Linked DNA regions of Homo sapiens: region 2 is linked to region 1. A link is a loop called in an ENCODE intact Hi-C map of the cell type or tissue named here. Cell type or tissue: ovary. All regions are shown on one strand. Each heading gives the region's core, and the rest is flanking DNA. Links, peaks and the distances in the headings are about the cores only.

The links. Hi-C counts contacts between places; a loop is a spot of excess contacts. Peaks named below come from ENCODE experiments on the same cell type or tissue, not always from the same donor. Only the 100,000 strongest peaks of a DNase experiment are listed, where the experiment ranks them.
Region 2: a loop joins it to region 1, with 5 times the contacts of the local background. A loop is called at or near these places in 1 of 110 quality-filtered maps.

Annotation. Positions count from the first base shown.
Region 1 is chr9:3,973,779-3,986,145 of GRCh38, forward strand. The region is part of intron 4 of GLIS3 (GLIS family zinc finger 3); the gene reads right to left. LOC105375964 (a long non-coding RNA gene) reads left to right here. Exons shown (of 3, transcript XR_007061399.1): 2 at 551-645. It overlaps LOC124902111 (a long non-coding RNA gene), which reads left to right and starts at 6,039. Exons shown (of 2, transcript XR_007061400.1): 1 at 6,039-6,179; 2 at 7,241-7,385. In ovary, for the core only: no CTCF peak of the experiment used is centred there; a DNase peak (open chromatin) is centred at 7,243.
Region 2 is chr9:3,918,361-3,930,727 of GRCh38, forward strand. All of the region lies in intron 6 of GLIS3 (GLIS family zinc finger 3), which reads right to left. Among named protein-coding and RNA genes, the nearest start is that of GLIS3-AS1, 26 kb to the left of the region's middle. RefSeq lists an enhancer at 8,935-10,134. In ovary, for the core only: no CTCF peak of the experiment used is centred there; no DNase peak of the experiment used is centred there.

The sequences.
Region 1 (12,367 bases), core at 2,361-10,360:
TCACAGAGAAAGAGCTTGAAAAATACACACCATTTCAAACCACATAATTAAGAAGGGAAACCATTAAAATTTTCGACATCTTATTTTTGTAAAACTTTTACATGTTTACTTAATGTTGCTGCTGAAAGCTAACCAAATTTTTTATTGTAATCTCAAGCCTCACAGATCTATGTTAGATTTCTTAAAAGAAAATTCTTATAAAAAAATCAAACATTTATGAGCTCAGATCACTTATGATTCCTGTAAGTGCGAAAAATAAATGGACATATGGTACAAATTCTCACTCATTTATACTTTATTTTGCAAGTGAGATGTGTAAAGCTCTTCAAGACCTTCCCAACCATACATGAAAACAGAGGAAAGAGTTCTGGATTTACACCTTTTTTTTTCTTTCCCAACATGAAATTTTATGAATTACATACAGTGGCAGGTCAAGAACTGAGTTTGAATAAATTAATGAATGGTTTCTACTGCAATCAACAAATTCAGTGAATACAAAGAGACTATGGTTTAGTTTTACCCTTTTCCTTCTTTTCTAATTAAATTCTAGATACAGAGCCTCCCTCGAATGCAGAGTTAACAGTGGGGTTGTGTTTCTGATCAACAGAAGCTGCTGGATTACACCTTGTCCACAGATATAAAAAGGTAGTAAGTTCCATAAAGAAACTCTGTCCCCATTTGAAATCTCTATTGCTTAGTGCTTTTAATGCAATTGGGGAACTGACTGGGAGCAGAAAACTATCCCAATGACAGACATATGAGGACTCTGCTATTTTCTAAAAGTCAATCAGCACCATTTGTGCCCGCAGAAAAACCAATCGCTCCCTAATGCAGAGGGCTGAGAGTACATGGGGAATATACAATGAAACTATTACAAGTTTAAAAGAACAGCATTCATATTTTTTTTTCCACCTAGGAAGTGTTAAAGACTATGAATTGCAGCTGAGGGAGAATTAAAGTCCCTATTTACACATTTCACTGTGCCTGCAAAGCTGAAAAAGAAATGAACTCAGTTGTAAAAGTATGCAGTTCGCTCAGGCAATTTCATTGTCTTAGTGTAGGAGAAAATGTCCTTTAATGTCATCAGCTAAGAAAAGGTGAATATTCAGGAATCAAAAAGCACCAGAAATGTTAACATTAAAAAGAAAAAGAAAGGTGATAGGACTAGAAACGTGATAAGGCACATGGAGGATGTGTGGGATTTGGAGGAAGAGGCATGCGAAGAGGGGAGAGAAGCCTCCTAAATCAGGGATTTGCAGCTGGAATGGGAAAAGATTAGAATTTCTGGGGTTGCAATGTAGTTTGAAAAAGGACATTAAACAATATAATCTTATATTGTGAATATAGAAACATACCTTTCATTTTTGTAACACAAACCTTGGTGAGTCTAGCCCTATGAAATCTTCTTGGCTGATGGAGACAAGCCCATTCTAAACTAGCAGCCAAGAAGATTCTCAACAGGAGAGGGAGTGGGCAGTTGGAAGAGTAATGTACAAAACAAGTACACTCCCAGGGGGGCACAGGAATAGGGAAAGGACTGAGATTTGCTTTGTGCTTATTGGAAGAGGGCATGGTGTTTTAAAAATTGAATAACACTGTCCAAAGTCATCCTAAAAGTATTACTAACACCTTCAGAACCCTGTTTAGTAAGAGCCATTACTGCTGTATCTGTCAAAGTAACCTTGGGCGATTTGACTTTTTGGAATACAAACCTCTGGCACTTTTCTGGAACCTAGCTGACCTCTGGATAGGGTACTTTATTGTGTTTCTGCATTTGCATTGCATCATTTTTTTTTTTTTTGAGAAGCAAAAAGTACCTTATAGGTGCTTACTTTTAAGTAAAATAAAAAGTCTAAAATAGACTAGAAACCAGTAACATGCCTTAAGGTTTTACTTGCACTCTTCCAAATAAACATATTTGGTTCTTTTTTATGTCACTGGTTTTTGTCCATCGTGACAAGTCTCACAGATTCATTAGGAGGAAAAATATCAAGCTATCATCATATAAAGACCCCACAGAAAACATCAAGAAATTCAAAACCTCTCTCTGCTTCCACAGCCCTCATTAAAAAATTGCACCTGTCAATAAAACACAGATAAATTAGGTGACTGTAAGTGAAAACTGCTAAGGTAAATCAGTAACTAAAAAAACTAAACCCCAGGTAGGTGAAACACCATTAAATCTGTCGCTGTCTCATCAGATCAGCAGCCAATCAGGTCCTGGCGGGCCATATGTGTATTTATAAATATATCTGCTAATGTAAAGGTCGCACTGCTCACTGCTCAGGGAAATCAGGCACATTTGGAACCATCCCTAGAAGATTTTGGTTTCTTTAAAAAAATATTTTGACAATTTGTGACAAATGCAATCCTGCCCCCATATGTTTTGTACTATTTAAAGGGAAATGACACCCAGTTGCCTTCACATCAACATGTGAATTTTTTTTTTCTTTTAATAATGAAGTTAGAAGATGAGAGGGGAGGCAGGTTACCTTCCATACATCTTTAAAAGATGTAAATATCTTTCCAAACTTTATATTTCCACACTTGTCCAAGAGGACAGAGCTTCCAAAATCTGTGTTACTGCTCATGACATAGGAAATCACAGAAATTTTTCTTCCAAATTGGAGGCTGAAGTGGAAAAATAACTGGAATGACAAGAAAGCGATGGCAGATTCTTGCCACCAAATGCAGTCTTCTGTCCCATTGCCTATTTTTTTTTTCCGGCTCAGTAACTCCTTCCCCTTTCTAAGTATGAGTAGGAAAAGGACTCTTGAAATGCTCCCCTCTGACACCCTCTGAAGAAACCTCTAATGAATTAATTTAGAACATCTGGATGAATTCAGAACATCTCAATCAGGCCCAAGAGTAACATCACCATAAGGCTGCAAGAGCCAGAAGTGAAGAATAAGCTTCAAATAGGACACACCCATTTACTTGCATCTCACCCCATTCCTTAGTGCCAACACAGTGACAAGGTTTCTCTATGGCATGGGAGACAGAAATCCTCCCCCTGCAAAAAAAAAAAAAAAAAAAAAAAAAAAAAAAAAAAAAAAAAAAAAAAATCCACAATCGGATGACATCTTTGGTGGAAAAAAAAAAAAGCTTCTGACAAGACAGAAAGGTATGAAAATATTTTGAGAGAACTTGTTTAATCGCCCAGCAATGCCTTCCGTTCAATTTAGCCCTTGAATCAGAATAATCATGACAGATGGCTCCTGCTAGTTAAAAAAAAATTAGCTAAAATTTCAGATAACGCAGCCTTCTGTCATGTTCTCCTACTCTGAGGTTTATGCAGTTTGTTCAGCAGGCTCTGAACTGCATACTGCTAGTTGATGACCAGTTTTCACTTAGGATCTGCAGAATTCACACCACTCGATACCGAATGCTTACAACTCCCAAGCCGGGAGAAATATTGTCAGTTCAGATGACAAAAGACCTTGCTAGGCCACCCCTCCTCCACCCAGATATTAGATCCACATTTTATACACCAAGCAATGTTTAAAATGTAAGGACCGAGAGGAAAGCTCTTGGCTCTATCAGCCTTGCCATCTCTTTGTAGCAGAATAAACTCATATCTGATGCTATAATTACAACCCTAATGGACACATTTAATTTATTTTGGAGAACTGAGGTTGATATCCACTAGTGCTATTATTAAAAAGACTAATGAGAGCTGCTCGGTAAGAAAAGAAAAGATTTATTGAATTCCTTTTGGCACCCGGCACAGCTTAGCAATTTTGAGAGCCCATCAAAACAGCAGATATATACCCTGCTCAGATGTGCTGTATGGGATGTGAGCTGGGTTTCAGATTTTCAATAACAAATCTGTCACTCCGATTTTAATTAGACGGCTTAAAGCAGCCACATCAATAATGGCAGAATGACGGCTTAGTTCAAAGATCATAGAGATGTTACTTTACTTTAATAGTTCTTTTATACAAGTACATATTTCAGAAGTTTGCAAGGCATTCATCTTGACTACCCCTTTCACCAAAGAGGAGAAAAAAATATTCTTAATTGAATTGAACCAGGAACACTAGCAGTCATCACCATTTCTACAGCAGGCTGTTGCATCCAGCTGGTGAGGAGGTCTAATTTCACACCACGCAGCAATGAAATGCTGCTAACTTTTATTTGTGAGTGTGAAATGGTAATATTTCATGACAGCGAAAGGCCAGTTGACACCGCTGGGTGCACCCTCCGCTGCTCCAAACCTGAGAGACAAATGGGAGGTCTTGGTTGAGTACTGACAAGCAAATGGATCTTTCTCATGAAAAGCTCCCAGAGAATGAAGGGAGGACTCAATTTGGGATGAAGGGTGAAGCCCGCTGTAGAAGTTCCCATTTAACTGTGGACACTCCTCTGCACAGATGGTACAGGAAAGCGGATGGTAATCTCAGAGTGAAAAACTGGCCAAAGTCTAAACCTTTTTTTTTTTTAAACTGGGTGGGGATAATGAAGAGTTGTCATTGTATTCCTTTCCATTGATTCTTGTTACATGAAGAAAAACATTGGCTGAATAAATATTACATAAATAAACACTATTAGTATATAGAAACTATTACTATATTGGTATATATCTTCCACACTTTGATGGGAATATGTGTGTACACTTTTCTTTAAAAAATAAAACCATTCTATACATACTGTAAAGATTTCTGCTTAATATTTCTGCTTAATAATATGGGTATTATTTTCCATATCAATAAATATATACCAATGTCATCATTTTAACAATTATATACTATTGCATTGTATAAATAATCCATACATTACTGAATCAATCCCCTCTTGCTGGACATTCAGATAATCTCAGATTATTTTGCAATGTTATGTGTATATGTGTGTATATATATATATAAATACTAATACAGAGTACATGAACATGTACTTTCTATATATGAGTATGTATTATACACACACACTATATAATTTGATTATTATATTCGAATAAATTATCTTAGGATAAATTATTAGAGCTGGCACTCCCAAGTCTAAGTATCTGCATTTTTAAAAAAGATTTCATATGCAGTCAGCACTCTACATCCTTGAGTTCCACATGTGCACAAAACCAACCCTCAGATTAGAAATATTTTTTAAAAATACAACGATAAAAATAATACAAATAAAAAATACAGTATAACAACTATTTACATTACATTAGGTATTATAAATAATCTAGAGATTATCTGATGTATACAGGATGTGTGTAGGTTGTATGCAAATCCTATACCATTTTATATCACACATTTGGGCACCCATGGATTTTGGTATCCTCATGGGGTCCTGGAACCAATTTTGCATGGATACTTAGGGAAAACCATATATTATATCACTGTTCTAATGGGTAGAGAATATGTTTCTTAGAAGCATCTTCTCCTGGATCAGATCCTGACAAAACACTCTAAACCTGTTACTACCACTTTCACAGCATCATTCAAATCCTCAATTCTATCTCCACTTCCTCTGCAATGCTATTCATCACTCCCCAGAATAACCTGAACATTCTCTGGACCCAATCCCTGCAAGTCTCCCTCACTGTTCTGGTCAACCTTCAGTGGTGTAGCCAAAGTTGTATTGACTCCTCATAGACAGGACTAACATCCTTCATGTTGTCTTAACACTGACTTCTGCAGCATCTAAATAGCACACGCTTCGAGCGAAGACCACAGCCCGTGTGCCAATGCCATTTCATTGCTCTGCACCAGCTCTGCCTCGTTTCAGGCTATGTGACTTTGGGACAGTGACTTCTCCTCTATGTGCTTCAGTTTCTTAATTGTTCTGAGTACTTCCTTCAGGAAGCCTTCTTGGACCTCTTATGTCTAGGTTAGGGCCTTTCCCTGTGTCCCCATGACACTCCATACTTCACCCAGCACAACACTTACCACACAGTTTTATGGATGTCTGGTACCTGTTTTCCCCAACACTAGACTATCACAGTAGGATCCACAGGCATCAATCTTGGTCTCTACTTATGTGCCATTCATTGAAAAAGATAATTATTGAGTGCCTACTTTAAAAAGATAATTATTAAGTTCCAGATGGTATTTCTGGAAGAACTAGGGATACAACAGAGAACACAACAGATAAAGTCACCACTCTCATGTGGCATATATTCCAGCGGGGAGGAGCAGACCGACAGCAGAATGGGTCAACGTAAGGAACGGCAGATAACGGTAAGTACCATGGAAGCAGGCAAAAGAGAGGGTGGGGTGGACTTGCCGTTTAGGAGTCTGGGGTCAGAGGAGGTCTCCCCCAAAAAGTGACCTTAGGAGAAAGGACTGTTGGTGTCTGGAGTTGGGAGAGACCAGTTTCTTTGAGCAGTGGACTTCTTCCTGTTGGTTTCAGAACACAGGCCCTATATCATATTTTGTTTAAAGTAAGAGGTCTGCTGCTTAAAAAGAAAAAAATTTTTTTCCAACACAGCTTCTAGTGTAAATGGCTTTTTGTGCTAGGCACTATATAACGTGACTTTAAAGCTGGCATAATTCCCCAAACAATGAAAGCTTCTGGTGAGAAGCACGTAAGTGTTGAGAGAAGTGATACACCAAGAGGAGGCCCAGGTTCACACTCGACGTAAGTGGCAGAGCTGGGATTAAACTCCTTGTCTGCTACCTCCAGAGTCCATATCTCTCTCCTCACCCTGAAATGTAAGCCAGACATACCAGCAGGCTGCCAAGTCATTTTAATTCAAATTTGATGGAGCTGCCACAGCACTGGTATTGCTTTGTTCGAGTTTGCTTCCCAGATGACCTTGCTGTGTGTTTAGACACCTTTGACAGCCCATATTGAACATACCTAAAATGGTCTTCACTGTAAGAGTTCATTGATTGTGCCTCTGTATGTTCAGAGTGATAATGTTTTTTAATCAGAGGGCATTTTATTTGGAATTTCTTTTCAAAAAGTGCAGGTAGTTCTAAACACTAAATACAAGGTAAAGGTTTTTTAAGAATGTGCCTAGAAAGTATTGCTCTTGGCCCAATTTCTACATCAGATCACTGTCCAGTTCTGCCTTCTGCTTCTCACTGACTTTTCTTCTTCTTCTTCTTCTTTTTTTCTGCTTGCTTCCCTACTTCCAGCTGCCAGCAAGTCAGATAATTAAATGCCAAAGTAGTGACACTTGGCATTTCAATGAGCGTTCTGTATTTACTACACGGTTTCTCTCGACAGCCCTCCTGCTCAGCATGCGTGCAAGCTCTACGCTGCTCTGCTGAACTGAAGCGCTCTTTTGTTGCAGGGCTGGACGAACTGAAGAAAGATGAACTCGGGCAGCAGCCAAGAACTGAGAGGAGGGGGTCAGCAGATTCCCTAACTTCTCTCCTCCGCTACCTCTTGGAGTTTATGTCCTCATTTCAATTAAACAAGCCTTTGTTAAAACCTTAGCCCTCTGTGCTCAGCCCTCTACTGGGACATTTTTAAAATGAATTTTGTATTAAAGGAGACAGGACTTTAGGTCTTTTCACTTCAACCAGGTACTGCCAGAATATTGCACTATACATGAATCAGAAAGTGAGTTCACCTTAATAAGCTCACCCAATTTTATACAAAAGCTATTTGTCAGAGAGAAGTCGACATTGGATGCAAAAGCCTGACTCTAGCTTCCAAGGCTGTAATTTAGACCTTGGGAGAACTGTCTAATTCAAAATGTGCCTCTTCACCATAAGGATCATGCGGTCAGGCGGCAGCTCAGCCATCACCTCCTTCTGGAAGCCCTCCCTGACCCCATGAGTCCGGGTTAAGTGCCCTCCTAGGTGGCTCTGATGCAGCCAGTCCTAGACCATAAACTTAGAGGACAGGAACCCTGTCTTACTGAGAATGTCCCATGCCAAACACAGCACCTGAAACATATCAGGGGTATGATACATAGTTCCAATTAAACTGCTTTGCAGTGAGATGATAAAGCCTTTTCAAATTCCTTTAAAAACCTTTAAAAACCAGTGTAGCTGGTTTTCTGGGGCTTTGGAAGACATCATACTAATACTTTTCATGAGACCTCTTGTAGCATATAACCTTACCAAGCAGATCCAGAAGACTAGAACCTCCCCAGGTGGATGCCTAGCCACTTTTTGGCAAATTGCTTTCATGGGACATTCAAAACCCTGAGAGCTACTTCAAAAGTTTCTGGAGAGCTTTGGCAGGCTCTAAGCTCCAGTGTATCTGCCACAGAGGGAGAGAGGGAGTCATGTTAACAGTTTTAATCTTATTCCACCTGCAAAGTAATTGCTTACACTTAAAAAAAAATGCTGGATTGGCCTGTCTAATTCCATTATACCTTTAAAGAATGGCACATTTTAATTCCTTTGCTGTTTCCACATAGTGCTATTGTATTTACTTGCTAATGCATAGAACAGAAAAGAACATGACATTCTCAAAGTTTTTCTTTCCCATGATTTGCCCTTCCTCTACCAGCAGGAGGTACCTTTACCTCTCTGTTTTTTTTTTTCCTACATAGCTACATAAACTTTAAAAAGAGATCATCTGACTACACTGCCTCTTATTGTCTCTTTTTTCACTCCTTTGTATTAAACGCAGCTCCTATCCAAGGCAATCTTGGCAGGAAGACACCATCTCTCCCACATTTCCCCTACCCCAGTACAGTCCTACTTGCTCTCACCAGGTTGTGCACAGCTCATTACAACTCTAGTCATCTGGAATTGTAAAGATCAAAGTTTTGCTACTTACTACAGTGTTTCTATGAATGGCTGCATTCCTCTTTTACAAGTAACCCATGACGGAAAACACAGGGGAAGCTTCTTCTTTTTCTTGTTGACAAAAGCTGGATCACTTCATGAATGCAGGAAAAAATTTGCTATATATTTAATATCGAAATAAGTGAAAACTAATACATTTATAAGATCCTTTCTGTTTCTGGCCAGTCAGAAAGGCCAAGCCTAGCAAAGATACTACATGTCTGCTCCCTTGATTTTAGCCAACAGATAGTTTCAAACTCTTTTCTTCATCAAAACTTTTCTCGCCAAAACAGAAAAAAAGTTGGCTTGCATCTCAACTTCTCTTATTTTCTCCATCCTATATGGAAGGCTTCAGGCAGCTACCCAGAAAGAAGGTAGGATAATTGAGGCCTAAGTCACCATAGGGTCACTGGCTCTTAAATATAAGCACAAATGAAGCCATAATTCCTAGAATTAGAAGAAACTAGAGTGAAAATCAAAGTGAAGGACATTGATTGAGGGTCTCTTGGCCAAGAAACAACATTCTCTTGCGCTTGTTATATTTCCTGCACATGGAGCTTGATGTGGTTGGCTGTGTCCCCACCCAAATCTCATCTTGAATTATAACTCCCATAACTCCAATGTGTCAGGAGAGGAACATGGTGAGAGGTGACTGAATTATGGGGTGGGTCTTTCCTGTGCTGTTCTCTTGATAGTGAATGAGTCTCACAAGATCTGATGGTTTTAAAAAGGGGAGTTTCCCTGCAAAAGCTCTCTCTTCACTGCTGCCATCCATGTAAGACATGACTTGCTCTTCCTTGCCTTCTGCCATGATTGTGAGGTCTCCCCAGCCATGTGGAACTGTAAGTCCATTAAACCTCTTCTGTAAATTGCCCAGTCTCTGATATGTCTTTATCAGCAGCATGAGAACAGGCTCATACAGTAAATTGGTACCAGCAGAGGGGGGCACTACTGTAGATACTTAAAAATGTGGAAGCGGCTCTGAGACTGGGTAACAGGCAGGGATTGGAACAGTTTGGAGGGCTCAGAAGAAGACAAAAAAATGTGAGAAATTTTGAAACTTCCTAAAGACTTGTTGAATGGCTTTGACAAAAATGCTGAGAGTGGTGTGGATAATAAAGTCCAGGCTGAGGTGGTCTCAGATGGAAATGAGAAACTTGTTGGGAACTGGAACAAAGGTGACTCTTGTTATGTCTTAGCAAAGAGAGTAGTGGCATTTTTCCCCTGCCATAGAGATGTGTGGAACTTTGAACTTGAGGGAGATGATTTAGGGTATCTGGCGAAAGAAATTTCTAAGCAGCAGAGCATTCAAGAGGTGACTTGGGTGCTGTTAAGGGCATTCAGTTTTCTAAGGGAAGCAGAGCACAAAAGTTTGGAAATTTGCAGCCTGAAAATGCGATAGAAAAGAAAATCCCATTTTCTAAGGAGAAATTCAAGCTGGCTGCAGAAATTTGCATAAATAATGAAGAGTCAAATGTTAATCCCAAAGACAATGGGGAAAATGTCTCCAGGGCATGTCAGAGGTCTTCATGGCAGCTTCTCCTATCACAGGCCCCGAGGCCTAGGAGGAAAAACTGGTTCTGTGGGTTGGGCCCAGGGACTGTGTGTGCTGTGTGCAGCCTAGGGACTGCTAGGGCAGTGCAGAAGGGAAAGGTGATGTTGGAGCCCCCACACAAAGTCCCTCCTAGGGCACCACTTAGCAGAGTTGTGAGAAGATGGTCATTGTCCTCCAGACCCCAGACTGGTAGATCCACTGACAGCTTGCACTTTGTACCTAGAAAAGTTGCAGACACTCAACATCAGCCTATGAAGGCTGCTGGGAGGGACGCTATACCCCGCAAAGCCACGGGCAGAGCTGCCCAAGACCATGGGAACACACCTCTTGCATCAGCATGACCTGGATGTGAGACATGGAGTGAAAGGGGATCATTTTGGAGCTCTAAGATTTGACTGCCCCGCTGGATTTGGGAATTGCATGGGCCCTGTAGCCCCTTTGTTTCGGCCAATTTCTCCCATTTGGAATGGCTGTATTTACCCAATGCCTGTACCCCCATCATATCTAGGAAGTAAGTAACTTGCTTTTGATTTTACAGGTGGAAAGGACTTGCCTTGTCTCAGATGAGACTTTAGACTGTAGACTTTTGAGTTAATGTTGAAATGAGTTAAGACTTTGGGGGACTCTTGGGAAGGCATGATTGATTTTGAAATGTGAGGACATAAAATTTTGGAGGGGCCAGGGACAGAATGATATGGTTTGGTTGTGTCCCCATCCAAATCTCATCTTGAATGGTAACTCCCATAATTCCCACATGTTTCAGGAGGAACCCAGTGGGAAGTGATTGAATTGTGGGGGCGTGTCTTCCCTGCACTGTTCTCGTAATAGTGAATGAGTCTCGCGAGATCTGATGGTTTTCAAAGTGGGAGTTTCTCTGTACAAGATTTCTTTGCCTGCTGCCAACCATGTAAGATGTGACTTGCTCGTCCTTGCCTTCTGCCATGATTGTGAGGCCTCCCCAGCCATGTGGAACTGTAAATCCATTAAACCTCTTTCTTTTGTAAATTGCCCAGTCTCAGGTATGTCTTCATCAGCAGTGTAAGAACAGACTAGTACAGAGCTCAATTCACAAAAAAAAAAAAACCCATTTTTCCTCACCATTTCAGTCAAAATTATTATTATTATTAATTATTACTGAGACAGGGTCTTGCTCTGTTGTCCAGGCTGGAGTGCAGTAAAGAGCTTGGCTCACTGCAACCTCCATCTCCAAGTCTCAAGCAATCCTCCCACCTCAGCCTCCTGAGTAGCTGGGACCACAGGTGTGTGCTACCACACCTGGCTAATTGTTTTTTGTACTTCTTAGTAGAAACAGGGTTTCACCGTGTTGCCCAGGCTGGTCTCAAACTCCTGAGCTCAGGCAATGTGCCTGCCTCAGCCTCCCAAGGTGCTGGGATTACAGGTGTAAGCCACTGCACCCAGCCCCAGTCAAAATTAAATACAAGTGTCCTGTCAGAATGAAACTTCTACAGTTTGAGGAATCATTAATTACAAAGCATTGCTTCTTGGTACATGAATATTTGGGCCCAGAAAGCAGATGTTTGCTCCTCTCTAGAATGTCATCTTCTACCACAGATTGTGTAGATATACAACAGCTACTATTAGATTCACTATTTTCTAAGAAACAATGTCAATTAGTAATAGGAAGAGATGTTTCAAGTAATAAAAAATTTTAGCAAAGGAAGCAAAATTTTAGCTCATGTGAGAAATCTAAGATTGGGAAAGAAGTTTTCTCATATGCAACATTCAATGGAAGCAGAGGTCATCCACGTTAGAAGCATTTTGTACAAAGTCAAACAATTTTGTGATGGAACAATCTACTTTTGTAAAAGTTACTTTCCCTCTAGTTCCTGGCATTCCCAGTTAAAATTAAAACTGTATAATATTGCTAATCTATAAACTACATAGTTTGTTCTACCCACATCAATTAAAAATTCATTTGTGGAGAAAAAGAAGAGAAATAAATCAGTCATGCTAATTAAAAAGAAATTAAGCAAGAAACAGTCAAGAAGGACTTTCCTGAAGAAAAAGGAAGTCTTCTTTAGTTAAATTACAGAATAATTTGTGGAAAATTAAAACTACAAAATGCATTTTCAATATCTTAGAGCCACTGGGTTTGGTG
Region 2 (12,367 bases), core at 2,760-10,759, 55 kb before region 1:
TTTTCAAAGATGCTTTGAAAAACCATGACAGTGTCTCCCTCCTGATCAAAAGGCAAGCATGCTTATGTCTATTATAAAAGATTCAAGTTCCCTAAGCTCAGAATTTCCCTCTTGTAATACAACCTAGTGCCTGGCCGTCTTCATGGTACCTTATGGGAACTAGGACTTAAACAACTGGCATAAGAAAATGATGATACTCTGGCTATCACTATTACTATAAATAATACACTGTCCTTTGAGACTCTGACCCAGGAGTCTCATGTCTCCTGCCAGTATCCATGAAACTGTGGCAGGCTAACTTGCTAGTGTGTAACCTAGGGTAAAATCTCAGACTCTTTGTAATTCTTGCCCTCTACAGGGCCATCCCTAGGATACACATGGCATTGAAAACAAAACACAAAAAAACAAAAACTGTGGGGTTCTTGTCTATATAATCAATTTGAGTCACCCTCAATCAGAATGCCAGAACCACTGTAGAGGTCCAATTTCAACCAATTCAGCTAAAGAAATGCCACAATGACCAATGTTCACCAACCAACCTTTTGGAATTAGGATCTGCTTATAAGACCCCGGGAAGATCCCATAGGTGTGAGTTCTAGAGCTCCTTGGGGTACTTAGTTGACCCTACATATATGGAAGAGGGTGGGAAAGTGCCCTGAAGGATGGAATGGGGGACAGTGACCATGTGGGTCTCAGTGTAGGATCAGATTGCCCCAACTGGATGGTACTGCTGACCTAGCCACCAAGAGGAGAGCTTACACAATTTTCAATTAGGTACTCCAAAGCATGGGGAAAATCTACCACCATCTCTAACAGAGGCCACTATAGAATTCATGCCAAGAACTTGTTGATAAGTTATAAAATTTTCAGTGTTGGGAAATCAGACCGCCATAGTCAGAATGGTAAAGCCAAAAGAGCACTGCATGTTGAGTTAGAAAAATGCAGCTTGAGTACAGTTCTACTGCTTACTGAATGTGCTTTGTTAGTCATTTAACGTCTCTGAACCTGAGGTCTTTCATCTCTAAAATGAAATGTGTTCTCATCATTTAGCTCCCACTTATAAGTGAGAACATGAGAACACATGGAGACATATAGGGGAACAACACACACTGGGGCCTGTTGGGAGGGTGGAAGATGGGAGGAGGAGAATCAGAAAAAATAACTAATAGGTAGTATGCTTAATACCCGGGCAACAAAATAATCTGTACAACAAACCCTCATGACACAAGTTTACCTATATAACAAACCTGCACATGTACCCCTGAACTTAAAGTAGAAGTTAAAAAATAAAAAAAAAAAATTAAAAATAAAAAAAAATAATAAAATGAAATGAAATGGGATCAGGATACCCCAACTGGATGGTACTATTGGCTCAGTTACCAAGAAAGGGGCTTGAAGAATTTTGGAAAAGATACTTCAAAGCATGGAGGCTCTACCATCTCTAATAGAAGGCCACAATATTAATTGTAATACTAGCCTCGTAGAATTGTTTTGAAGACTGAAAAAGTAAACACCCATGAAAATACCCAGCAAACGGGTATTTGGTGATTATTATTGTTGGCCCTCCCATTTCTTTTAAACTGTTATTTCATAACTAAGGAGAATAAAAATAGCTAATGGCATCCATTATGCTATTACAGTTTTTTTTTTTTTTTTTTTTTGAGACAGAGTCTCACTCTGTTGCCCAGGCTGGAGTGCAGTGGCACGGTCTCGGCTCACTGCAAGCTCCGCCTCCTGGGTTCACACCATTCTCCCGCCTCAGCCTCCTGAGTAGCTGGGACTACAGGCGCCCGCCACCACACCCGGCTAATTTTTTGTATTTTTAGTAGAGACGGGGTTTCTCCGTGTTAGCCAGGATGGTCTCAATCTCCTGACCTCGTGATCCACCCGCCTCGGCCTCCCAAAATGCTGGGATTACAGGCATGAGCCACTGTGCCCGGCCATTACTGACTGTTTTAAATATCAAATCACCCTTTCTTGCTTTTGGTGATGGTTGAAGAGATAAAAGTGGTACTGAGTTTGTGAGTGTTTTTGCTATGTTAAAGTGTCTAATCAATTTCATGCTTAATATTCTATGGGGAAGGGAAATATTAATGAGGATAGAGACGGGAGATGGGGAAAATATTATGAAGCATTAGGTTCCTCAGTTCATTTATGCTATGATTTAGGGCTCCCTATGTGTCTGAGTCTTTGTGACTCAGAAATTCAGGAACTTACTCTTGACATATTTTTGAATATAAAAGAACAGGTTTTTTTTTTTTTTTTTTTAAAGAAGAGGTGGGGGATCATCTTTGGATCCTTGGTTGCTATTTTGAGTACACAGAAATGAAATCCGATTTCTATATTTGCTTATGTACACATGAGGAAATGAAATGTCAAGGATGTCCTTTGCACTATTATCTCAAAATACAGTTTCTATTCAAAGTCTACGATGGGTAAACATTATCTAAATTCCTATAGCCTAGCTGGTGCTTGTGTGCTAGACTAGCCCAAAGCAGTATTGTGAAACAGAGCTTCTTGTCTTCGTGCCTTGCCAGCTCTCTACCTATATTTTTCCTTTTGAGTCTCCTTTTTCAAAGCTCAGTGATGTCCTTAGAGATTTGAAATGAGGAAAACTTCTCATTACAGTAATTTATCCTTTTTACCACCAAACTTAAAGATCTTGCATCACAACCCTACGGGACTTCGCAGTATGGTTGTCACTGAATCTGAAAGCAAATTGGAGCTCAAGTTTTGATTATGCACAGTGGTGTCATGCATTATTCCTTCAAGATAAGGTGTGTAGTACAACAGCTGCCTGCGATGTGTATCTCGAAATGAGGACAGTTGAAATTGTATTCAGATCACCCACAAGAAAGTGCCCTTCTCATTTAACTAAGTTGTGTCCAGGAGAAAAGAAAAAATTATGTTCTGAGCACCTCCTACATTCTGCAGTTTGGATTTTTCACTAAGTCCATTCACAGGCATGGTCTCACTTGAATCACACAATCGCCCTGTGGAGGTAGGTTGTTTTAGCATGGGAACCGGAAGCTCAGAGAAGCTAAGTAATTTCTCCCAGAGTCAGAGCTAAGATTCAAACTCAGTCAGGCACAGTTCCAAAGCCTTACTTGTCCTTTACAAAAAACAAGAACTACCACCATCAGAAGAGTAGTTTCACTAAAATGGGAGAAAGCTGGAGTTTAAACAAAATAGTGGAATAATGAGTTGGCCTTTGTAAAAGTGACATCAAAACAGAAACCTTTAGATGGGGGAGAAAAATCTAAAAATATGTAAAAATATATCTATAGTAAATTTTCTATGATTAAAAAATCCACACAGCAAATCAAGTTTCACAAATGGCAAACTACTAAAATATATGCAATATTTATGACAATTAACTAGTTAATATCTGTTATATATAGTTACTTCAAATCAATATAAAAATTATCCATAAAATAAGAAAAGACAACAGATAATATAAAATTGAAATATAAATGGTTAATAAATTTTGAATAATCAAATCTACCAGCAATCTAAGAACTGTATATCAATAGTTCATCTATTATTCATCCATCATACTGTGTACACACACACACACACACACACACTCACACTTCACATTGGTAAAGTGTAAGAAAAAAGTTGGTTTTATATAGTCCTAACAGAAATTCAAACAAACTGTTACAAATTTTGGGGAAGTCATTTTGGCAATATGTTGTAAGGAATTTATTTGAAGCACTTTAGGATATGTACTAAGATCTATATACTAGCATATGCGCTATAGAATTGTTCATGATAGTACAATCTTTAAAATCATCTAATTGTCTGAAAATAGAAAGTTGGTTAAGTGAAATGCAGTGTATCTTTTAAAATGCAGTCATTAAAAATATAGTTACTGTCAAGGCAATATATTCACTATATACCACTTAGAAGAATCAAAACAGAGGGACCCATAATATGATTGCATATGACAGGAAAAAATATATAGAAAGATAGGCACCAAAGTTAAGCCACTGTGATTCATTGATTGTAAAATATATGCTAACATCTCTGAAATCAAGACAAGACTTACAATCAATGGTGTCTTGGTTTCAATGAAAGTTTGCATATGTCCTCATTTTCTTTTTACACAGATAGGCATCGCTTATGTAATTTTAAAAAGAAGAATGGACTCTGAACATGATATAACAACACTGCTACTACCTGGCTTATTTATATTTTTTCTACAGGAGGGAGTGGTGAAGGGGAAATGCGGAAAAATAATTGCTGGGGGTAAGGTGGGGAAGGATAGGAGAGAAGTTAACAAGAGACCTCATCTAGCTAGTCAGGGAATTCAAGGTTCTAAGTGTTCACAAACTCTGCTACCAAAAACACTTGTAAAGGTGATTATAAAAGTATGCTTTGAAAAAATATAAAGAGAGAAAGCCAAAAAAATGGAGAAAGAGATGCATATCTCAAATTTCAGTAAGGTAAAAAAGAGCCTAGAAATGTATCTAATGACCAGAAAGCTTCAACTTTATGGTTGGAAAGATTCTACGAAGAATAATGGGTTGCCAAGCAGTAAAGAAGGAAGGAAGTCAGTTGGAGTTAGGATGGGGTCATTGGGAACAACCAGAGAATCCTCATTTCCTTTTTAGATACCATTAGTGGAAAGCCACTCCTAGAATTCCAAGATAATTAGCCAAGTCTCTCATGATAGCATTTTGGAAAAGACTGAGAAACCTAGAACTGATGATAGCATGGCTGGGTGTAGTCATAGTTGGATAAGCCACTTATCTAAAGACTGTTGATTAATGGAAATATGCCAACCAAACTAATTGCCTTGTCTCCTTTCACTGTAAATACCTAATTCGTTTCCCACATTACCACTATAATTATCTCTCTAAATCACAGATCTGACCACTGTATATGTTTAACACCTTAGCAGGGCACATAAGGCCCTTTAGCACTGGTTCCTTTGTCGACCTTTTTACCTCAATGCCTATCTCAATAGCCAATAAATGACACTGCAAGCCTCACTGTGACCCTTGCTGACACTGTACTCTACACCATGAATGAAATATAGAGCATAGAGACGAATATAGTCCATACGCCAAAAAATCTGGAATCCGGGTAATAAGAAAAAATTGTGGGAAACTAGAGATATTAAAGGAGAATTTCACAGACATCAGCAAGGTCACCATGGAAAAGCAGCAGCACATTTGGAAGACAGTAGAGCCCATGTGCAAGTGTTTCAGAAAGGTGTTTTTTTTTTCTCTATAGTACAAGGATGTTTGAATATATTAGGGTTGCTAAATAACAGGAATACCCAAAAAGACTATCATAAAAGTCAGAAAGTTTAAGATTACATGAAGAAGCTTTATGAGTATCTTTTGGGACTTCCTAAATGTGTCTCCCATACTAGGCTGCAGGATGGATGAGGTGACATTTAAGGATGCATATAATGCTGATGGGCTATAGCCTAGACCTCATGTAGTGGCAGTGTGACAAGCAACCATCCTAAAAGCCATGCTTTTCTATTATAGTTAAAAGAATAGCCTGTAATCCCACCACTTTGGGAGGCCAAGGCAGGTGGATCACTTGAGGTCAGTAAAAATCTATGGAGCCTCTCCCCAGAAAAATACATTTTGCATATAATTTCTGGGAGTTCATGAGCTTCCTAAAACACAGCCATCCATGGGCCTTTGCCCATGGTCTATGAGCCCCAAGTCAATAACCCCTGAATATAATTAGATTTCACAGGTTCAAATTTGATTTAAATTCCCTCTAGCTTCGATTCCAGCTTGCTTTCCTTTGTCTGGATCTTCTGTTGTGCTATTGTCTGAGTATCTGTATGACCCAGAAAGACTGGCTCTAGTAATCACTGAAAGAATATTCAGTTCTTAGGAAGGAAAATATTTCCAAGGATATTACTGGTCTGTTGTCAGGCACAGTAGACTGCTATGGATTGCAGGTATGTGGCATAACAATGCTTTCTACTGAACTAGCTCCCCTTTCACTTCTGGGGCCCCATGTTTGCCTTTCAAGCTAGTTGCCAAGAAGGGAAAATGGAAAAACCAGGGGAATGTAACTTAAGCTAAGTCCTGAAGCAATTCATGGCAGTGCTTAAAAGAAGCCCATACCTTCTGATGTCCAATCCAAACACCACTCTAAGACATGGCCACCTGCCTGGTATCCACCATGAAAAGTTTTTGTATTAGGCTTATCCACGCCCTTGTGTGAAGTCACCCTGAAAACAAATCTTCACAGATCAGAGAGCCAAGATACAAACAAATGGGAAGATACTGCCCATGGATATCAATGACATAGCTCAACTGAAGCTGAAAAGGAAAGACAAGAGAGAACTACCAGAGGGAGCAGTAATTGCACAAAGGACATGAATACTTTGGTGGGGATGGAGAGGGAGTGCCTGAGAAGGGCAATAGTGAGCTGTGTTATGAGATTTTAGGACACTATATTTAGGTAGCAGAGAGCCTGAGCTAAACACTTTTATTCCAAAATGATTTTCATCAAGAATGCACAAAATTTAATAAGAGAAAGGGAATAAGAAGCTTAGAAGGCTTCTGTCAGTCAGTCAATCAGAAAAACAATTATCTAGGAACTCTTTCCATAAGGTAGCTGTGCTAGGCACTGTACAGCCTGAATAGCTCATTAAAACACCTGTCAGAGGGTCGTCATTCCTTACACAGTTGGCCAGAACTGTGCCCCAAAAACCCATTTTTGGTCCCCATTACCAATTTTCAGGGGGAATAGAAATAAAACTACTTTGTTACATTTGACAAAATATTGTAATGTAATAAAGAATAATACTGATCTCCTTATTGCTTTCAGACAGTAAATATAAGACTACTCCTTAACAATCTCTATCATTTGCAAAGGAACTCCCAAGTTCCATGTTCCAGAAGCTTTCTCTGTGTGACTTTATCATAGCATTTCCCCCACTATACTGAAAGCTGGCATCTCCCGGTGTGTCTCTTGTTAGAATGTAATCTTCAGGAGAGTGGGGCCAGGTCTTGCTTCTAAATCCTCAGAGCTGGCATGGGCCTCGCCTGTACTGAGTACAGCAGGTCCTGGAATAACGTGGTGTCTTTATAATGCTGATGAGAAAAAAAATCGATTCCTGGCCAGAGCTGGTGTCTGTGTGAAGTGTTCTCCCCATGTCTGTATGGGTTTTCTCCAGGTACTCTAGTTTCCTCTCATGTACCAAAGATGTTACCATTAGGTGAATGGGTGTGTCTACATGGTCAGTGTGTGTGCGTGTGCGCGCGTGTGTGTGTGTGTGCGCGCGATCACTGTGATGAGACGGAATCCTCTCCAGGCCTTGAACTGTTGGGGTAGGATCCAGCCACCCTCAACCTTGAACTTAAACAATTGGGAAAATAATTTTTGTATTTGCTTTTAATTATCTTTCTTAAAAGTACATAAGCTCACATTCACTTCAATGTTTAATGTTAAAAGTGTTTGAGATCTTTATTTAGAAGTTTGATGATGTTTTTGTGACCAGAAATATGCCCTCGGAACTTAATTCTCGTTTTATCAATTAGCCTTTGGTAAAATTGGTTCTGTTATACATCATGTTGCTTAGAGTTGCAGTTTCCAAGAACCTACTGAGGCCATTAAGTGAGGGCAGAGTGTACTCAGAGAATCACAAATGCTAACCATCTGGGTCATTTTCTTAGATGGGAGCACTAAGCTATGCTTTTCACTGTCTAGCATGCAGTCCCTCAATTGAGTGCCATCTCCGTTAAGGAGGACAGGCTGCAGAAAGGTGCAATTAAAACAAATTAAGATGATCCTAACATCTATTGCTATAGTTTAGTAGTATCAGGTTCTTTTTTTAAAAGCTCATACAGGAAGGTACAGTATTGCGACTAAAGCAATGCTTTTTCTTTTGTTTTTTTTTTTTTCTTTGACGGAGTCTTGCTCTGTCACCCACACTAGAGTGCAGTGGTGCAATCTCTGCTCACTGCAAGCTCCACCTCCTGGGGTCATGCCATTCTCCTGCCTCAGCCTCCAGAGTAGCTGGGACTAAAGGCGCCAGCCACCACGCCTGGCTAATTTTTTGTATTTTAGTAGAGACGGGGGTTTCACCATATTAGCCAGGATGGTCTCGATCTCCTGACCTCATGATCCGCCTGTCTCGGTCTCCCAAAGTGCTGGGATTACAGGCGTGAGCCACCGCACGCGGCCTGCAATGCTTTTTAAAAATTTGCAGCCAATCTATATTTTTTCATTTCTTTCTTCCTTTCCTCCTTTTCTTTCTCTCTCCTTCCTTCCTTCCTTCTTTTCTTTCTTTCTTTTGTCTTCTCACTCTGTCACCCAGGCTGGAGTGCAGTGGCATGATTACAGTTCAGCTCACCACAACCTCTGCCTCCCGCGTTCAAGGATTTATCCTGCCTCAGCCTCCCAAGTAGCTGGGATTACAGGCGCACGCCACCATGCCTGGCTAATTTTTTTGTATTTTTAGTAGAAATGGGGATTCGTCATGTTGGCCAGGCTGGTCTTGAGCTCCTGGCCTCAAGTGATCCACCCACCTCGGCCTCCCAAAGTGCTGGGATTACAGGCGTGAGCCATTGGGCCTGGCCTCATTTCTAAATTAGTCATTTGAATGTGTTCCCACTACAAATATGATCAGCTCCTCAGAGAGGCCTTTCCTGCCCATCTCACTTCAATAGGCCACCCTCTGTTAACATCCGTATCAGTTCCCTTATTGTTTCCTTATCTGTATTTATGTGGCTGATTTTCTGTTTATTTTTTTTACTGTTGTTGGACTTTCATGAAGATAATGTAAATCTATGAGGGCACAGAACTTGTCTGTCTTATACACATTTGTATCTCTGGATCTAACCTAGTGCCTGACACGCAGTAAGTACTCAATAAATATCTGTTGAGTAGAATAAATGATATTCCTTGAGACTGTACTTTGCAAACAATGTAGTAGAAGAGTAGTTTGTTGAGATCTCTGGAGAAAAACAAAGATGGTTTAGTTGGCCAAATAATTTTGAGCAACGCCTAATGTTACCTTCCTTCTGGAATACTGGTATATCCAAGGCTCTGAGAACTATTGCAAGAAAGAAACCCTTGGGTAGTACTTAACTTAGTGTGTCCTAAATTTATATGACCAAAAAAACTTTTTAAAAGAAATATCTAATAACATTCTGTGGAACGTATTCTAAAGCGCACACCTCGGGCAACAGCTTTAAGCACGAAATAAGATCCTGGACCATTACCCCAGAGATGGTGGTAGATATCTTTCGATATTTTTCTGTATTTACGGAAAGGCCAAAGACAGCTTTTCTGATCACTCAAGAAAGGAAGAGAAGCTTATTCTTACTAAGTGGTCACTTTCATTGACAACCTCTCCTAAATCCTGCAAATTATGGATTCTTACCTCTTTTTAAATGGCTCCCATCACTATGTAGCATCAAAATGCTCTGGAAAGCATAGCTGGCAGCATATTGGGTCTACCTAAAAGGGAAGCCTCCAAGCAACTGGTTTCAAATCCAAATCACTGCTATTGGCACAGGGTTAAATTTAAGATGGCTTATTTTTTCATTTGAGTTTAATTATTAATTAGCATAAAAATTTCTAACCAAAAACACTGGTGTTACAAAAGCATCTCCCAGAGCCTTTATTGAAGTAAGTTACTTTTCAAATGAGAGCATCAGGATATTCAGGTATGTCTCACCATCATTTTGAGGTGTGAGGTAAGTAATGCATCATCAACAATGATTAAAGTACAGAAGTTTGTGACTCGCTTTTAAAAAATCAGTGCCGTTTCAATGTCATCCCCGTAACAGCATCACTCTCCGTCACGTGCATTCTAATATAGTTTCTAAAATGTGAGAGGAAGAGGTGGACTAGTTCATCTTGAGATGATATGTCTGTGATATGTGCCTATTACTAATATTCTATTAATAGTATGACTGATTTTTAATTTATTCCTGAGCAGAAACAAGAAAGGAAAAAAATGAGAAGGGTTTGCAAAATCTGGGGTGGCCCTGATCATGCACCCCACTTGTGCATACACCATCTGCCGTCTAGACCATGACTGAAAGCAACTGACAGAAAAAGTGTGCCTTATTAGTCCACTTAATATATGCTTCAATTTAAAGGAAAATACATATTTTCACATAGCTCTTAAAGATTCAAAGAACTGTACAAAGCAAGGTAAGCTTATGTGATACTTAATGAAAATTTTCTGGTTTTGAGTATATGTGGGGGAGAGGTGGTGGTGGCTCTGAACCGATTTCCAAAAGTTACCAGTTCTCTATGAAGAATTACAGTAAATAGACTGCCCTAATTTTGCCAGAAAGCAATACAGAGCTGTTCTCTACGTAGGACATATAAATGTGTGTTGCATTCGCGCCCATTTCAAATGCTATGCTTGGTTTATAACAGCCTGTTTTGAGGTCACAAAAGTGAAAGCCATCAGCCACAGTGGATCATAGGTCAATGTTTAACAAACATTTAACAAATCACAAATAAAGTTTGAATCTTTGTGGAAGTGTGAAATGGATGAAAGATTCATGTCACCTCTAACTTCCGGCATCCTTTGTATGCACTTTTAAAAAGTCCATTTCGATATCAGTCTAGAATTAAAGGAAACCCTCCTGCTTATGGCACTTACAAGGTGAAAATGAAAAATTCTGATAAAGCTCATAGCCTTGAGGAAAATTTCAAGTGGCTTATTGCCTTAGTTTTCTCTTATTTCACTTACTCATTATCAGACAGAATTGAAGGACAGATTCTGCCCTTTGCTCTATAGGCGAACTTCTTCTATTCTCTGTGGAGACCACAGTTGGTGACTTGAGTATTTCGCTACCCATTTTTCTGTGTAACCCTTGATTTAATGGACTCGAGATCTGCAAAGCACATTCCATGAAAGAAGTCTGTACATCGGCTGATGGGATGTGTGGGTGTGCAGGAATTATGCAAAGAGAAAAGTTACTCTTCTGCATGCAGTGAACCAAATTATCCCCATTCCTTTGCAGAAGAGTTTTTTTTTCTTCTTTTTCTTTCTTTTCACAGCTTGAATAATGTTTAGCTGGGATTTCAGGTTTTTCTTGGTTTTCAGTAGGATCCGACAGGTGTGGGAAAGGGCCACGTGCCCACGGTCAGGGCATCACTTATGAGATCCCGACCCCTCCTCACATGAATTTATCTATGGCTATGGGTGCCTTGTCACTGGCCCCGATTCCACAGTAGGACTCATAAAACTGGCAACCTTAAGACCAAAATAATGTCATTTAATGTCTAGGGGGAGGTTACAAAGGGGATTAGAGGCAGGCAGGCAAGCAGGGTATATTAAATAAGCCCATGACTAACAGGGTGTGACAGAAAAGGGTTTTATTCTTTTCAACAAAACAATTCCCTAGGACTAGGACCATTACTCCACTGTGCCTTTATCACCTTGGAATTTTTATGGTTATTTTTGATTAATTCACATTTTTGTAAAGGCTTTTTTGAAATGAGGCCAGTTTTCAATTTTTAATTAAAGTCGTAAATAATCTTAATTCTGCCTTAAAAGGTTTATTGTTTCTTTTTTTTAATTGCTGCCAGGAAATATTTCAAATACCAAGTCCTGATGTGAGTGAGCAATTAGAATCTCTCCAAGGTCTAGTAACAACATTGTACCATGTAAATATTACACCCTGGTATATCAGCACAAGATTTGGAAATGTGGATTGACTAGTTTCAGGTTTATTAGCAACTGCTTCTCCGGGAATGACATTTCCTTTTTCTGTTGGATGGAGCAACTTGCATCATTTTAACTTCCGCAAATTAATCCATCATGGATTCATAAAGAATTTTTAAAATCTTTGGATAAAAAGGCAGGCTAAAATCGGAAAGTAAACACTGCAAACTTATCACTAAGGGCTGTGCAATGCGAGTCAACAAGTCAATGAAATCCAATTCAACCACTTGCAGAAAACAGTGAACATCAAAAGCTAAGCCATTTGAGAGACAGTGTCTCCATTTACATAAGACAAAATTAAGAGAACACTGCAATTTGACATGAGATTACAATACTGCTCCTTGAAAGTATACTCTTCTTTATTTAGGTTGTTTGTTAAAGGGTGTCTGCAAATTGTCAATAAAATAATATTTTGCAGTCTCAAGATATGGTTTTCTTTTTTCAGTTAGTGCTTCAATAATCTTTCACACAATCAAAACTACTCTTTCTTTATACAGAGGTTGAAACACAACAAATTTGAACAGGAGAAACCATTAATAATTCCTGAAAATATCCCCTGTTATGTTTCCAAATCTGTCATCCTAGGTTACCTTCTTAACTTGAACATCACAGTGTTGCTTATTTGTCTAGATAGGGGACCGATACTCTTTCATGTCCATGACAACTGTTAATCTCTACAAGGGTACTTTC